Regions from separate parts of the Homo sapiens genome. Here region 2 is linked to region 1. A link is an interaction called in ENCODE POLR2A ChIA-PET data of the cell type or tissue named here. Cell type or tissue: MCF 10A. All regions are shown on one strand. Links, peaks and the distances in the headings refer to the core of each region. The heading gives the core; the rest is flanking DNA.

Region 1 (8,362 bases), core at 1,332-6,331:
GTTATTTCTTGATTATATGCTAAACAAGGTGTGGATTATTCATGCTGCCCCCTTTTAGACCATGTAGGGTAACTTCTTAACATTGCCATTCGTTTATAACTGTCATGGCACTGGTGAGAGTGTAGCAGTGAGGACGACCAGAGGTCACTCTTGTGGCCATCTTGGTTTTGGTGGGTTTTAGCCGGCATGTTTACTGCAAGGTATTTTATCAGCAAGGTCTTAATGACCTGTATCTTGTGGTCACCTCCTAGCTCATCCTGTGGCTTAGAATGCCTTAACTGTCTGGGAATGTAGCCCAGTAGGTTTCAGCCTCATTTTACCCAGCTCCTATTCAAGATGGAGTTGCTCTGGTTCATATGCATCTGACACTGGTGCCTGCTGTTTTATTTGGTCTCTCCTACTTTACCCACTGTTCTCTGCTACCTGCCTTACAACCAAGGGGCACCTGCCCCCTGGGATGGCAAAGCCAGCACTATTCTATTGACTGCTCCCAGTCTGTACTAAGGAGAATCAAAATGAGCACCTTAAAAAACAAACAAAAAACCCCCAAGATTCTAATTTAACAACTCTCCTCACAGGGGGCCGCAGTGATAACAGGGCACGATGGAAGACCATTGGGAAACTATTAAGATTATGGTTGCTGGTGACACTTTCCTGATTGTTCACAAAGACAATAGCATGCACATATGCATATGTACACGCAGATGAACACATGTACAGGCATGAAGACATGCGTGCACACACACATATGCATACACACACACTTTGCTCTCAGGGTGCCAAGGCAGAGGACACCACCTAAATCTAGTCTTATGCTAAGAATGGAATAGGGAATTCAATGAAGACAAAAGGAATATGGCTTACTGCTTCCTGTCACTCTTAAAAATCACTGACCTCTCACCCTTTCCCATCAGAGAAGCCCTAGCATGCACACTTGTTTCACCATTTATATTTTATTTCCTCCAGGCTATGAGGAGCAAGATAAAGGCCATATGAGGAGCAAGATATGGCCAGCTCCACGGAGGCCATAACCTGCATCTAGGCATTGCATTAGACATACCCAGAGTTCCCTTTCAACTAGTGCAATGAAATGTAGATGAGAAAAACCTCAGCCCTGCCTGCCTTGGAAAATATTCAGCTTAGCCATGGGAACCATAGTCAAAAGGGTGGGCCTGTCAAAGATCAGATAGTTGTAGGTATGCGGCGTTATTTCTGAGGGCTCTGTTCTGTTCCATTGATCTATATCTCTGTTTTGTACCATGCTATTTTGGTTACTGTAGCCTTGTAGTATAGTTTGAAGTCAGGTAGTGTGATGCCTCCAGCTTTGTTCTTTTGGCTTAGGATTGAGTTGGCGATGCAGGCTCTTTTTTGGTTCCATATGAACTTTAAAGTAGTTTTTTCCAATTCTGTGAAGAAAGTCATTGGTAGCTTGATGGGGATGGCATTGAATCTGTAAATTACCTTGGGCAGTATGGCCATTTTCACGATATTGATTCTTCCTACCCATGAGCATGGAATGTTCTTTCATTTGTTTGTATCCTCTTTTATTTCCTTGAGCAGTGGTTTGTAGTTCTCCTTGAAGAGGTCCTTCACATCCCTTGTAAGTTGGATTCCTAGGTATTTTATTCTCTTTGAAGCAATTGTGAATGGGAGTTCACTCATGATTTGGCTCTCTGTTTGTCTGTTGTTGGTGTATAAGAATGCTTGTGATTTTTGTACATTGATTTTGTATCCTGAGACTTTGCCGAAGTTGCTTATCGCTTAAGGAGATTTTGGGCTGAGATGATGGGGTTTTCTAGATAAACAATCATGTCATCTGCAAACAGGGACAATTTGACTTCCTCTTTTCCTAATTGAATACCCTTTATTTCCTTCTCCTGCCTGATTGCCCTGGCCAGAACTTCCAACACTATGTTGAATAGGAGCGGTGAGAGAGGGCATCCCTGTCTGATCTTTGACAAACCTGAGAAAAACAAGCAATGGGGAAAGGATTCCCTATTTAATAAATGGTGCTGGGAAAACTGGCTAGCCATATGTAGAAAGCTGAAACTGGATCCCTTCCTTACACCTTATACAAAAATCAATTCAAGATGGATTAAAGATTTAAACGTTAGATTTAAACCATAAAAACCCTAGAAGAAAACCTAGGCATTACCATTCAGGACATAGGCGTGGGCAAGGACTTCATGTCCAAAACACCAAAAGCAATGGCAACAAAAGCCAAAATTGACAAATGGGATCTAATTAAACTAAAGAGCTTCTGCACAGCAAAAGAAATTACTATCAGAGTGAACAGGCAACCTACAAAATGGGAGAAAATTTTCACAACCTACTCATCTGACAAAGGGCTAATATCCAGAATCTACAATGAACTCAAACAAATTTACAAGAAAAAACCAAACAACCCCATCAAAAAGTGGGTGAAGGACATGAACAGACACTTCTCAAAAGAAGACATTTATGCAGCCAAAAAACACATGAAAAAATGCTCATCATCACTGGCCATCAGAGAAATGCAAATCAAAACCACTATGAGATATCATCTCACACCAGTTAGAATGGCAATCATTAAAAAGTCAGGAAACAACAGGTGCTGGAGAGGATGTGGAGAAATAGGAACACTTTTACACTGTTGGTGGGACTGTAAACTAGTTCAACCATTGTGGAAGTCAGTGTGGCGATTCCTCAGGGATCTAGAACTAGAAATACCATTTGACCCAGCCATCCCGTTACTGGGTATATACCCAAATGACTATAAATCATGCTGCTATAAAGACACATGCACACGTATGTTTATTGCGGCATTATTCACAATAGCAAAGACTTGAAACCAACCCAAATGTCCAACAATGATAGACTGGATTAAGAAAATGTGGCACATATACAACATGGAATACTATGCAGCCATAAAAAATGATGAGTTCATGTCCTTTGTAGGGACATGGATGAAATTGGAAATCATCATTCTCAGTAAACTATCGCAAGAACAAAAAACCAAACACCGCATATTCTCACTCATAGGTGGGAATTGAACAATGAGATCACATGGACACAGGAAGGGGAATATCACACTCTGGGGACTGTGGTGGGGTGGGGGGAGGGGGGAGGGATAGCATTGGGAGATATACCTAATGCTAGATGACGAGTTAGTGGGTGCAGCGCACCAGCACGGCACATGTATACATATGTAACTAGCCTGCACAATGTGCACATGTACCCTAAAACTTAAAGTATAATAAAAAAAAAGGGTGGGCCTATATGAAAGACAGATCTATATTTGTTTGTTATTTTTAACAAATTTTTATTTTGGAATAATTTTAGGTTTACAGAAAAATTGCAAAATAGTACAAAGCGGTTTTATATATCCTTCCAGTTTCTCTAATGTTGACTTTTTTCTTCTTTTTAAATTTTTAAAGGAATTTTATTTAATTTATTTTTAATTGACAAATGTGGTATATCTTTATTGTGTACAACAGAATGTTTTGAAATATGCATAAATTGTGGAATGGCTAAATTGAGCTAATTAATATATGTGTACCTTCACATACGATTTTTTTTTTTGTGGGGAGAACACACAATCTACTCTTAGTGATTTTCAAGTGTATAATACATTATTAACTGTAGTCATCACTTGTAGGATAGATCTCTTGAACTTATTCCTCCTATCAAACTGAAATTTTATATTGCTTTGACCAATATCTCCCCAGTCCTTCCCCAATGCCCAGCCTCTGGTAACCACCCTTCTACTTTCTGCTTCCATGAGTTTGACTTTCTAGATCCCACACATAAGTAGATCATGTGGTATTTGTCTTTCTGTGCCAAGAATGATCTATATTTGACTCTCAGCTCTTTCAGCTGGCAAAGTTTATAACCTCTTTGGTTCTTGCTTTCCTCATTTGCAAAATTAAATTTTTTACTTATATGGTAGTAATGTATATTATATAAGATAAGTATTAAGATCCCAGTATAGTGTCTTGCTTATAGTAGTAAATTGCTGCTTAAACACACATACACACACACACACACACCTGGCCCCGGAAGGTGGATGTGTTGGTTCCCTGGAGGGAGGAAAGTTAGTCCTAAGCCCGAGTGCTCTTCAAATACAGATGCATGTTTTAGCTAAGCTTTCTCTACGCCTCCATGCAGAAGCATCTGGTGGCCTTCAACCCCAGACTTACCTCTTTTAGGGTTTTCCATGATGATGAATCATTAGGCGAAGAGATTAAACACAAAGATTAGCGTGAGTCACCTCATACAGAGTCAGAACTGAAAGAAGCTTAGAAATAGTTCAGGAAGTCCAACATTGTCATGTACAGGTGAGGACACTGGGAAAAGGGAATGACTTGTCCTGGGTCCCGCAGAAGAACAGCAGAATAACTAAGACAATACTCAGCTCTCATATACTCTGTCCAGTGCTCCTAATTCAGAGCTCCAGTGTCTCCTAAGTCCACCGAAGATGAGCATTCATGTCACACACATCATCGGCCCTTGGTGGCAGAGGAGACTTGAGCCAAAGGGCTGCCTGGAGAGCCCAGGACAGGGAAAATGGTTCCCTTTTTATTTTATTTAAGAGTGAGATGGAAGCTGCATAGTCTAATTCCTGAGAGTTGACATAAAAATTCCAGAAGACAGAGGACCAAATATCAAGGGTCAGGAGTCTGGGGTAAAACAATGACTGTTCTCTGCGTATGAACAAGACCCCCAGACAACAATAACACACTTAAACATGGCATGCCGAACTGATAGCCCCAAAGTGACTGGGAGGAGTTTCAGCATAGGTGGGTATAAGCCACGCCCAGGGCGTCTTCAGTGCCAGGCATCTGTGATTCTCCCAGGAATGTCAGATTGCCAGGGCACACGTACAAACCTGCAGGAGATGGTGGAGCACACTGAAGCTGGCCGCACCCACAGGCAGGGCTTCCTTCAAAGGATGACTGACTGCCGAGTGCTGAAGCTTCATTGCAGAAATCCATTACCAGCTAGGGTCCCCCTGCTCCCCACAACCTGGGCATACACAGCAGGATGTGCATCTAGCAGTGGGGTTCCCTTTCCCTGGGGCTTGTGGAGGAGGGCATGAGGGAAAGATAGAACACCACTGCTGTCAGAAACTCTGAGCTTCAAATTTAGGACTTGAAGTTCAAGTTATTCTCATTTTTTAGCTTAGAAAGGTTAAGTTGGCCAAGATTAATACAAAAGTAAGGAAGAGGAGATTTGAGCCCAGGTCTGTCACACTCCAAGATGTGTAGGTACTCTCTTTCCTGCACCCTACCATGCCATCTTCCATGGAATTTCTTTGTTTGGAGCAGAATAAAGAGAATATGTATACAAGCACTTCTCTGATGAAGGCATACCCCCTTCGAAGCCCTCAGCATCACACTCTTCATCCTGAGACCTCTGTTCTGTGGAAATTTCACTCAAGCCAGATGGTGAGACATCCTTGCTGGAATGTGGCAGAGGCCTGGAGAAAGGGGAGAGGACAAGTCACTAGGTCACAGGAGTAGAGCTGGATTTGATGTTCTGGGGCCATGCTCAACAGTGGGAATTACAGTGTGAGTGTGTGTGTGCATCTGGGTGTCTGTGAGTGTGTGTCAGTGGGTGTAATCATACTTGAGTGTGATTGACCGCATGTGAGTGTGTGTTGGTGTGTGGTGAGCTCTCATGTGAGGGTTAATGAGCTGTATATTTGTGGGAATATGAGTGTATGTGGACAAACGTGTGAATGTGCAAGAGTGAGTGTGCACAGGGCTGATATTCAGAAGTTACATGCCGGTCTGCACAGATGTTACTGAATCCATGGTTTTAAAAATATTAAAAATATTTTGTAATAGGTGGCCAATGGCTGCCACACCAACTTCCCTTCCTGTCATGCCCTGGCACCACCCTGGTTGCTTACGCAGCCCCCCACACCATAAGGATATAAGGAGGCTGATGCATCCACAGCAGGGGGCCTCTAGGACTTGACCCCAGCTTCCACTCTCAACGCTCAATGTCAGTCTGAGAGGCGTAGATATTATTTTGATGTCTACATCAAATGATGTAAAAACATGCATGAGTATATTTGTGTACATACAAGTGTAAGTGTGTGACTGCGAACGTGCCTAGCTCTGCCTTTCTAGTGAAACAGTGGATGGTAAACTCTCAAAGGACAGGGTCCGGGCATTATGCTTCTCCTAGCCACTAGCAATGTAAGACCACTTGCTGTGTTTCAAAGAATAAGACCAGAGAGCCAGAACACACTGAGTTTGAACCTCAGTCCTACCACCTACAGGCCATTACCACTATGAGCAAATAAGTGATTTTGCTGATCCTCAGTCTTCCATCTGTCATGGCAATAATGACACCTGCCTCAATAGGGTGGAACCACCATGCAATAGGCTAATGTGCATAAATGCTGGGCAACTTCCCTGTCGGTCAAATCCCTGCTCCTGTAGGTGCTTCCTTGGCTTGTCAGCCTCAGCATGCCCTTCCTTTCATGTGTTCTCCTGGTGGGCATCATCTCCTCCTGGTGATGTGTTGCATCCTTATTTTCCTTTGAATGTTGTGTGCATCTGTGCTGCAGAAGTCCCCCACATCTTACCCTGGTAGGAGCCTTGTAAATGTCTGGTTATCTCAGAAGCCTCCAGGGAACATAGCCTGCCTCAAAAAGACACAGCTCACTTTACAAAACAACAGGTAAAAGTCACCATGAGCCATAACCACCCAGGACTGCCTTGAGGACATGATTCATTGTGGGCACGTGTCACAAAGGTGAAGATTCTGGAAGAGAAGGGCAACCACCAAATGGGGTACTTATACTGTAGACTAAATCTTGTTTCCCCATGAATACCTGCTCAGACCCTTTGCTCCACTTAACAGATCCTTGTCCCTTCCCTCAATATGTGCTCTGCTCCCTCACACTTTGTGTCACTGAAGATCTGGAGCCCATGTCCTGAGGCTGGTGGGATAAGGGGAGCGTGCCGTCTGCAGGCTTGCTGCTTGATCAGGACCTGGAGAACGGTCATCAAAACGATAGCTGAAATCTATCCAACACCTCCTAGGGTCATGCTATGTTTTCTTCTTCATTTCCATTGTCTCATTGAACACTCCCCACCCCCATCAACCCAAAGAGGCAGTTGTTTTCCCACTATACAGATGAGAAAAGTGAGACATAGAAAAGTTATGTGATTCGTTCCAGGTCACATGCAAAAGAAGGGTGGCTCTGGAATCCAAACTTAGTGTGACAGGATTCAAAGAAGAATCAGCAAGGTCACATACTTGCAGTCTTTTTCTCGTCTAAGGACATTTCTAGATTATGGCTTGCTCACTCTCGTAGCATGTGTGCACACACGGATGTATCCATGCACATGTGCACACCTGGAGATTATGATAATTAGTAGAGGAGAAAATTAAATGAAGCCTAGAGAGGAAAAACGGAACCTCGTGTTAAGTTGCTGAATCAAGTAGGGTAAGAGCCTATATGAGAGAAATCTGGGAAAGATAACATATGGAACTAGAGCAAAGAGACATTTGGAGACTGCTCAATGATATATCTGAATACGGGAAAATGTTTAAAACTTTACATCACTTCCTGGGAGTTCAGTTAAGATTTACTTAACTTTTCGCTGGTTTTCTGTATCTAAGACTTGAGTTTCTGATGAATGCAATATCTTGGGAAAAGAGTTAGGAGAAGTAGGTCACAAAAGTGGAGCCATCCCCCAAATTTCTGTGGTATACAGCAGATGTGAGCAGCCGTACTTTCCAACCACTTGGTCCTGGGGCTTCGATATATACCGGAGGGCTGGCCCTCCTGGGCACACCTGGATCCCACAGCATTGGCTCCTGCTGTATCCAGTTCTGGGATGCTCTCTGTCCTAGCCAAATCCTACTGTCCTTCCACTAGAAACTGCACCTTCTCTAGGTATTCATCACTGAACAGGCAAGTCCCTGGGAGCCCTGTGGTAGGTGCTATGACTACAGAGAGGACCAAGTTCTCCTTCCTACCCTCAACAGCTCTTACTGTTCTCATTCTGTCTGTCTCCTCTGAATTCTGAGGGCATAAGTGAGGTATTGTACCATCCATCATCCCTTCATTAGATGCTTCCTTGTCTAATTGTTCTTTATAATCTTGGGTGAGACCCAGAACCCTGTGTATCTTCATAGTGTCCACCACATTATGAGCAAACAAGAGAGGGTGCTTAATAGGGGTCCATTGATGCATGGTGGATGATGGATAAATGGATGGATGGATGGATGAATAGATGAGACCTGAAAGGCGCAGAAAGAGGTATGATGGAGGAAGAAGAGCACACCCGTCTGGGAAGCAATGGTAAAAGTTTTGGTTTTTAACTTTGCATTCTCCAGTGTCTGTAACATATGTTGGGAT
Region 2 (8,362 bases), core at 1,836-6,835, 170 kb before region 1:
AAGGTCTCTTGAGGACCTGCCTGATATTTTCTCTGTTCTATCTGCTGCTCTATTTTATGGAGAAAATAAAAATTACACAGATGACACTTAATCCCTTCAAATTGTGTGCTAACTGGGAACAATGTTAACAAATATGAACATCAATAACATTTTGAAGCAATGATAATTCATAGTGAACTTCTTAAATGAAAGGTAGTTAATAATAATGCAAAGTTAATCACAACCTAATGAAGAACATCTCACCATTATTAATAACCAAAATATATTTAACCAAAATAACCAAAATATATTCAAAAAATAGTTAATAAAAGTACATAAATATAATTGCTCATTGGCATACTAAATGATGAGGTTAATGGATAGAACTTTTTGAAGATAGCATGAGAAAAGATGGGAAGTAATAAGCCAAACTCTATTTGCCCTTTAATGTTTGGAGCAATCAAGATAAGTCAGCTTGTGGAAGACCTGTAAGACTTAATACTGTACCATACTTCAGCAGATACGAACAGAAAACCTCCATCTTACCAGCCAAAGACCAAGCCCCTTGCAGACCTAATTAGATGGAGAATTTCTTGAGATTCTGGAAGATTCTTGGTGGTATAAGACAGTGCAGTTTTTATCAAAGCTCCAAGGGTCCTGGTTATGACTGTAAGGCAGGGTGCTCTTATGTTTACTAATGTGAAGAAGGCTAAGGGAAGGCATTTCATCCCCAGCTAAAACCATTTGTGACCTTTAAAGAAGCCAAATCTATGTAGGTTACAAATGGGAGCAGTTTTATCAGCAGCCTGTCTACCTGACTGCTGATAAAACTGCTCCCATTTGTAACCTACATAGATTTGGTCTAAAATCTGCCATTCTGTATCTTTTAAGTGGAGCATTTAGGCCATTTACATTCTATGTTAGTATCGAGATGTGAGATACTATTCTATTCATCATGCTATTTGTTGCCTGAATACCTTTTTTTTCTTCATTGTGTTGTTTTATATGTCCTGTGAGATTTGTGCTTTAAGGAGATTAGATTCTATTTTGGTATATTTTGAGGATTTGTTTCAAGATTGAGAGCTCCTTTTAGCAGTTCTTGTAGTGCTGGCTTGGTAGTGGTGAATTTTCTCAGCATTTGTCTGCAAAAGACTTCACTTATGAAGATTAGTTTTGCTGGATACAAAATTCTTGGCTGATAATTATTTTGTTTAAGGAGGCTAAAGATAGAACCCCAATCCCTTCTAGCTTGTAGTGTTTCTACTGAGAAATCTGCTGTTAACCTGATAGGTTTTCCTTTGTAGGTTACCCGATGCTCTTGCCTCACAGCTCTTAAGATTCTTTCTTGTTTTGACTTTAGATAACCTGATGGCTATGTGTCTAGGTGATGATCTTTTGGCAATCAACTTCTCAGGTGTTCTTTGAGCTTCTTGTATTTGCATGTCTAGATCTCTAGTAAGGCCAGGGGGGTTTTCCTGGATTATTCCCTCAAATATGTTTTCCAAATTTTTAGATTCCTCTTTTTCCTTGGGAGCACAAATTATTCTTAGGTTTGGTAATTTAACATAATCCCAAACTTCTTGAAGGCTGTGCTCATTTTTTAAAATTCTTTTTTCTTTCTGTTTGTTGGATTGGGTTAATTCAAAAGCCCTGTCTTTGAGCTCTGAAGTTCTTGCTTCTACTTGTTCAATTCTATTGCTGGGAATTTCCATTGTATTTTACATTTCTCTTAATGTGTCCTTCATTTCCAGAAGTTGTGATTGTTTTTTAATTATGCTATATGTTTCTCTGGAGATTTTTTAATCCATATCCTGTAACGCTTTACAAATTTCTTTAAGTTGGTATTCACCTGTCTCTGGTGCCTCCTTGAGTAGCTTAATAATCAAGCTTCTGAATTCTTTTTCTGGCAATTCAGAGATTTTTTTCTTGGTTTGTATCCATTGTTGGTGAGCTAGTGTGATCTTTTGGGGGTGTTAAAGAACCTTGTTTTGATATGTTACCAGAATTGTTTTGATTACTTCTCACTTGGGTAGATCATGTCAGAGGGAAGATCTGGAGCTCAAGGGCTGCTGTTCAGATTCTTTTGTCCCATGGGGTGCTGCCTTGATTTGGTGCTCTCCTACTTCCACTAGAGATGTGGCTTCCTGAGAGCCAAACTGCAGTGATTGTTATCTCTCTTCTAGATCTAGCCACCCAGCAGACCTACTGGGCTCCAGCCTGGTACTGGGGAGTGTCTGCAGGGTCCCGTAATGTGATCCACCTTCAGGTCTCTCAGCCATGGATACCAGCACTTGCTCTAGTGGAGGTAGCAGAGGAGTGAAGTAGACTCTGTGAGGGTCCTTACTTGTAGTTTTGTTTAGCATGCTGGTTTTGTGTTTTGTTGGCCTCCAAACAGGAGGTGGCACTTTCCAGACAGCATCAGCTGCAGTAGTATAGGGGAGATACAAGCTTGCCCCAGGGTTGCCTGGATTGTTACAGGAAGTCAGGGACCCCGAATGGAGGGACCGACTGAAGCCATGGCAGAATAACATAAATTGTGAAGATTTCATGGACATTTATTAGTTCCCCAAATTAATACTTTTATAATTTCTTACACCTGTCTTTACTGCAATCTCTGAACATAAATTGTGAAGATTTTGTGGACACTTATCACTTCCCCAATCAATACCCTTATGATTTCCTATGCCTGTCTTTAGTTTAATCTCTTAATCCTGTCATCTTTGTAAACTGAGGAGGATGTATGTTGCCTCAGGACCCTGTGATGATTGCGTTAACTGCACAAATGTTTTGTAGAGCATGTGTGTTTGAACAATATGAAATCTGGGCACCTTGAAAAAAGAACAGGATAACAGCAATGTTCAGGGAACAAGGGAGATAACCTTAAACTCTGGCTGCCTGTGAGCCAGGCGGAACAGAGCCATATTTCTCTCCTTTCAAACGCAAATAGGAGAAACATCGCTGAATTCTTTTTCTCAGCAAGGAACATCCCTGAGAAAGAGAATGCGTCCCTAAGGGGAGGCCTCTGTAATGGACGCTTTGGGATGGCTGTCTTTTATGGTTGTCGTTAAGGGGTGAAATAAGCCCCGGTCTCCCATAGCGCTCCCAGGCTTATCAGGACAAGGAAATTCCTGCCTAATAAATTTTGGTCAGACTGGTTGTCTGCTCTCAAACCCTGTCTCCTGATAAGATGTTATCAATGACAATGCATGCCCAAAACTTCATTAGCAATTTTAATTTTGCCCTGGTCCTGGGGGTCCTGTGATCTCACCCTACCTCCATTTGCCTTGTGATATTTTATTACCTTGTGAAGCATGTGATCTCTGTGACCCACACCCTATTCGTATACTCCCTCCCCTTTTGAAAATCCCTAATAAAAACTGGCTGGTTTTACAGCTCAGGGGGCATCACGGAACCTGCTGACATGTGATGTCTCCCCCAGATACCCAGCTTTAAAATTTCCCTCTTTTGTACTCTGTCCCTTTATTTCTCAGACAAGCTGACACTTAGGGAAAATAGAAAAGAACCTATGTGAAATATCTGGGGTGAATTTCCCCCGATACCAGATAAGTATTTCGTTTTCTCAGGCAGTGGGCAGGGCCAGAGAACTTCCAAGAGATTATGTCCTTTGTCTTCGGCTACCAGTGTGGGTAGGGAAAGACCATCAGGTTAGGGTAGGATTAGTCATGTCTTAGCTCACACTCTTCTTGGGTGAGGCTTGCTGCAGCTGCTGTGTGGGGATGAGGTGTGGTTCTCAGGCCAATGGAGTTATGTTCCCAGGGGTATTATGGCTGCCTCTGCTGTGTTGTACAGGTCACCAGGGAAGTGGGGGAAAGCCAGCAGTTACAGGCCTCATTCAGCTCCCATGCAGCCTGAAAAACTGGTCTCACTCACTCCCACTGTGCCTCCCTAATAGCACTGGGTTTACTTCCAGGCAGCAGGTGAGCAGGGCTGAGAATTTGCCTCTGGCTACAAGCCTTCCTGCTGAGAAAGTAAGCAGGGCTCTCAGGTTTCACACCTCCCTGTCTGCTGCAGCTGCTGTGCTCACATTCACCCCCTCCCCCGGGTTCCGTCCAGGAAACTTCATGTTCAGTTGAAATTGTTACAAAGTTCAGCTGGAAGTTTCCTTCTGTCTGTGGTCTTTCCCCACTTCCACTGGCAGCCCTCCTCAAGGACTCCTGTGAGACAAAGTCAGAAATGTCTTCCTTGGGGACTGAGAGTGTCCACAGGGCTCTTTCTGCTGCTTCCTCTCCCCTGTATTTCACTTGACTGTTTCTTTATTTGTAAAAAATTTCCCATGCCTTTTACATAATTTTTATTAGGATTTTTTTTCTTATTTATGTGTAGGAGTTGGTAGTATAGAAGAAAACTTTATTGAAGCAAATCTTCATTTTTCTTAATATGTTTATTAGCTCTAATGGGGATTTTGGGATAATATTTTAGAGTTTTTTTACATGCAAGATTATATTATCTGTCAACAGAAATATTTTATTTCTTCTTTTCCAACTTGGATGCCTTTTATTTTTTCTTACTTAATTGCACTGACTAGAACTTTCAATAGTATGTTGACTAGAAGTTGAGAAAGTGGGCATCCCCATCTTGTTTTTGATCTTAAAGGAAAAGCTTTTGATCTTTCACCAATAAGTTTGATGTTAGCAGGGCTTTTTCATATATGGCCTTTATCAGTTTGAAGAAGTTTCTTTCTATCTCTAGTTTATTGACTATTTTTTTTTTTTTTTTTTTTTTTTTGAGACGGAGTCTCGCTCTGTCGCACAGGCTGGAGTGCAGTGGTGGGATCTCGGCTCACTGCAAGCTCCGCCTCCCGGGTTCACGCCATTCTCCTGCCTCAGCCTCCCAAGCAGCTGGGACTACAGGTGCCCGCCACTACGCCTGGCTAATTTTTTGTATTTTTAGTAGAGACGGGGTTTCACCGTTTTAGACGGGATGGTCTTGATCTCCTGACCTCGTGATCCACCCGCCTCGGCCTCCCAAAGTGCTGGGATTACAGGCTTGAGCCACCGCGCCCGGCCTTTTTTGTTTGTTTTAAGACAGGGTCTTGTTCTATTGCCCAGGCTGGAGTGCAGTGGCACTATCTCAACTCACTGAAGTCTTGACCTCCTGGGCTCAAGCAATCCTCCCACCTCAGCCTCCTGAGTAGCAGAGACTACAAGTGTATGCCACCACCCCCTGGCTAATTTTTGTATTTTTGGTAAAGATGAGGTTTCACTATGTTGCCCAGGATGGTCTCAAAGTCCTGGCCTCAAACAATCCACCCACCTCAGTCTCCCAAAGGGCTGGGATTAAGACGTGAGCCATTGTGCCTGGCAGTTTTTTTTTTTAATTATGAAACAAGGTTGAATTTTATGAAATGCTCTTCCTGCACTGATTGAGAGGATCATCTTTTTTTTTTCTTCTGCTGATAATTTGGTATATCACCTTAATTGATTTTCTTATGCTGAGCAATTCCTGGATTGGGGAGTGAATCACAGTTGGTCATGTTGTATAATCCTTTTTAATTATGTTGCTAAATTTGGTGCATGAAATTTATTTGAGGATTTTTTGCATTAATGTTATGAGAAACATTGATCTGTAGTTTTCATTTCTTATAGTGTCTTTTTGTATCCAGGGAAGGCTGGTCTCAGAACAAGTCAGGAAATATTCCCTGCTTTGAGTTACAATTGATACATAATTCACCAGTAAATCTTTCTGCTTTAGATCTTTTTTCCTGTGAGGTTTTTGATTAGAGATTCAATCTTCTTACATGTTATAAGTCTATTCAGATTTTCTATTTCTTCATGATTTGGTTTGATAAATAGTGTATTTCTAAGAATTTGTTCATTTCAACTGGGTTATCCAATATGCTGACATAGAATTTTTCAGTCTTCTCTTAAAATCCTTTTCATTTCTGTAAAATCAGTTGTAAATTTCACACTTGCAAAATTTTTATTTATTTGAGTCTTACATCTGTTTTTCTCTTAATTTACCTAAAGATTTGTCAGTTTTGTTGACATTTTCAAATAAATAGCATTTAGTTTTGTTGATTTTCCCTATTGATTGCTTGTCCTTTGTTTTATGTATCTTCACTCTCTTCCCTCTTATTTACTTGCTTTGGGTTTATTATGCTTTACTTTTTAAAGTTCCTAAGATATAATATGAGGTTAATGATTTGAGGTGTTTGTTTTCATTAAAATATGCATGTGGTTATGGCTACAAATTTCCGTTAGCACTGTTTTGCTGCAACCCATAAGTTTTGGTATGACATGCTTTTGTTTTTAGTAGTCTCAAAGTATTTAATTTTCCCTGTGAATTCTTCTCTGACCCATTGATTGTTAAAGAGTGTGTTGTTTAATTTCTACAAATTTGTGAATTTTCCAGTTTTTCTTTGATTATAGATTTCTAGTTTCATTCCATCATGACTGGAAAAGTACTTTGTATGATTTTAGTCTTTTAAAATATATTAACTTGTTTTGCAGCATAATATAATATATGATCTATCCTGGGGAGTGTTCCATGTTCTCTTGAGAAAACTGTAATGTGGATTCTGCTGTTGGTGGGTGGAGTATTCTCTATTTGCCTCTTAGGTCTAATTGGTCTATACTTTTTCGCAAATCATCTTTTTTTTTTTCAAACTTCTGTCATTCTAGTCATTATTGAAAGTGAAATATTGAAGTTTTCAACTTTTATTATAGATCTGTCAATTATTTAAAAAATTTATTTCAGTGTAGCTTCATATATTAATTGGAGTTCTGATATTTAGTGAATGTATGATTATAATAGCTATATCTTCTTGGTAAATTGATCCTTTTATCAATATATGATGTCTTTTTTTGTCTCTGATAATGGTATTTAACTTGAAGTATGGCTTTACAAAATATTAGTTTAGCCACCTCAGCTCTCTTTTGGCTTCTATTTGCATAGAATTTACTTTTCCATCCTATTACTTTCACCCTGTTTGTGAGGTGGGAAATTAAGGAAGGAAAGAAAAATAAAATTAAAAAGAAAAAGAAATAAGCTTTCCTGTATTAGGCTGACTTATCTCAGAGGCAGCAACAGGCACAGCCCAGACCCAGGAAAAGCCTTGATAAACATTATCTAAGAAGCTAGTACACAAAGAAATCTACTCTGGAGACCCTCCCAGCACTCTTTCAACACAGGGAGGAGAAAAACAAATTTTCCTTTCTTTTATGGTATAAGTTTATAGATTCCTGTTCTCTGTATCTAGTAACTTCAAGTATTCTGTTTTGTCTAAGTGGAACAGTGAAGGACATGAGCTGTCTGAGCAGGCCTGAATTATGGCCACCTGGGCGCTGTAGTGAAGGTCATGGAATAAGCTGTGCTAGGCACTAGGGCAAACCTAGATAACGGCCATCTTGGTTACATAGCAACAGTCATGTGTAATCCTGAGTTATGAACCTGTTAAAATTTGATTAACTGTCTTTGTTCTGCCTCTGTATCCTCACTTTCACGCCACTGTAAGCCTGCTTCAAGCTAGCCCATCCCCTTTTAAAAGTGTGTATAAAAGTTAAGTGCTGTCTTTGTTCTTGGCACATCTTCTGACGTTAATCTTCTGGGTCTGAGTGCATTCAATAAATCCTCCTCCTTTTACCCCGTGGTCTTTCTGGTTCTCCTGATTCTGCAACCGTTGTGTCTTCCATGTAAAGTGAGTCTCTCTTAAATAGCATAGAGTTGGATCTTTTTTCTTTTTTATCCATTCCACCAATCTCTGTTTGTTGATTAGAAAGTTTAATTCTCCATTCAAGGAATTCCATTTAAAGTAATCATTGATGACGAAGGTCTTCCTTCCGCATTTACTGTATATTGTTTGTCCTTCATTTCTTCCATGATTGCTTGATTTTGTGTTCAGTTGATCCTTGTAGAAAAACTTTTTGATTGTGTTTATTTTTCCTTTTGTATATGTTCTATAGATATTTATTTTGGGGTTACAATGGGGATTATATATAACATCCTAAAGTTACAGTTATCTAGTTTGAATTAACACCAACTTAACTGTAAATGCATAAAAAATTCAACTCTGACAAAAGTCTATCCCCTTTTTATGTTATTGATTTCACCAATTACATCTTTCTACGTGGCATGTCCACTAACTTTGGCTTATAATTATATTTTATGAATTTGCATTTTAAATCCTGTAGAAAATAAAAAGTGGAGTTACAAGCTAAAATTACAATAATGCTGGCTTTTACGTTTGCCCATGTACTTTTACCAGAGACCTTTATATCTACATACAGTTTCAAATTTCTCTCTAGCATCCTTTTACTTCAAATCAAAAGGCTCTCTTTATCATTTCTCACACAGGAAATCTAGGAGCAATGAACCGCCTCAGGTTTTGATTATTAGAGAATGTTATAATTTCGCCCTCATTTTT

Evidence for each region. ChIA-PET counts read pairs that join two places held together with the same protein. Peaks named below come from ENCODE experiments on the same cell type or tissue, not always from the same donor. Only the 100,000 strongest peaks of a DNase experiment are listed, where the experiment ranks them.
Region 2: POLR2A ChIA-PET joins it to region 1 with 6 read pairs; 2 of 35 experiments call an interaction of 5 or more read pairs at or near these places.

Annotation. Positions count from the first base shown.
Region 1 is chr1:152,950,461-152,958,822 of GRCh38, reverse strand. No RefSeq gene overlaps it. Among named protein-coding and RNA genes, the nearest start is that of LINC01527, 5.4 kb to the right of the region's middle. In MCF 10A, for the core only: no CTCF peak of the experiment used is centred there; DNase peaks (open chromatin) are centred at 4,232 and 4,842.
Region 2 is chr1:153,118,627-153,126,988 of GRCh38, reverse strand. It overlaps a transcript of SPRR2F not described here. Among named protein-coding and RNA genes, the nearest start is that of SPRR2F, 9.3 kb to the right of the region's middle. RefSeq lists a silencer at 3,916-4,005 and an enhancer at 3,461-4,204. In MCF 10A, for the core only: no CTCF peak of the experiment used is centred there; DNase peaks (open chromatin) are centred at 3,678 and 3,958.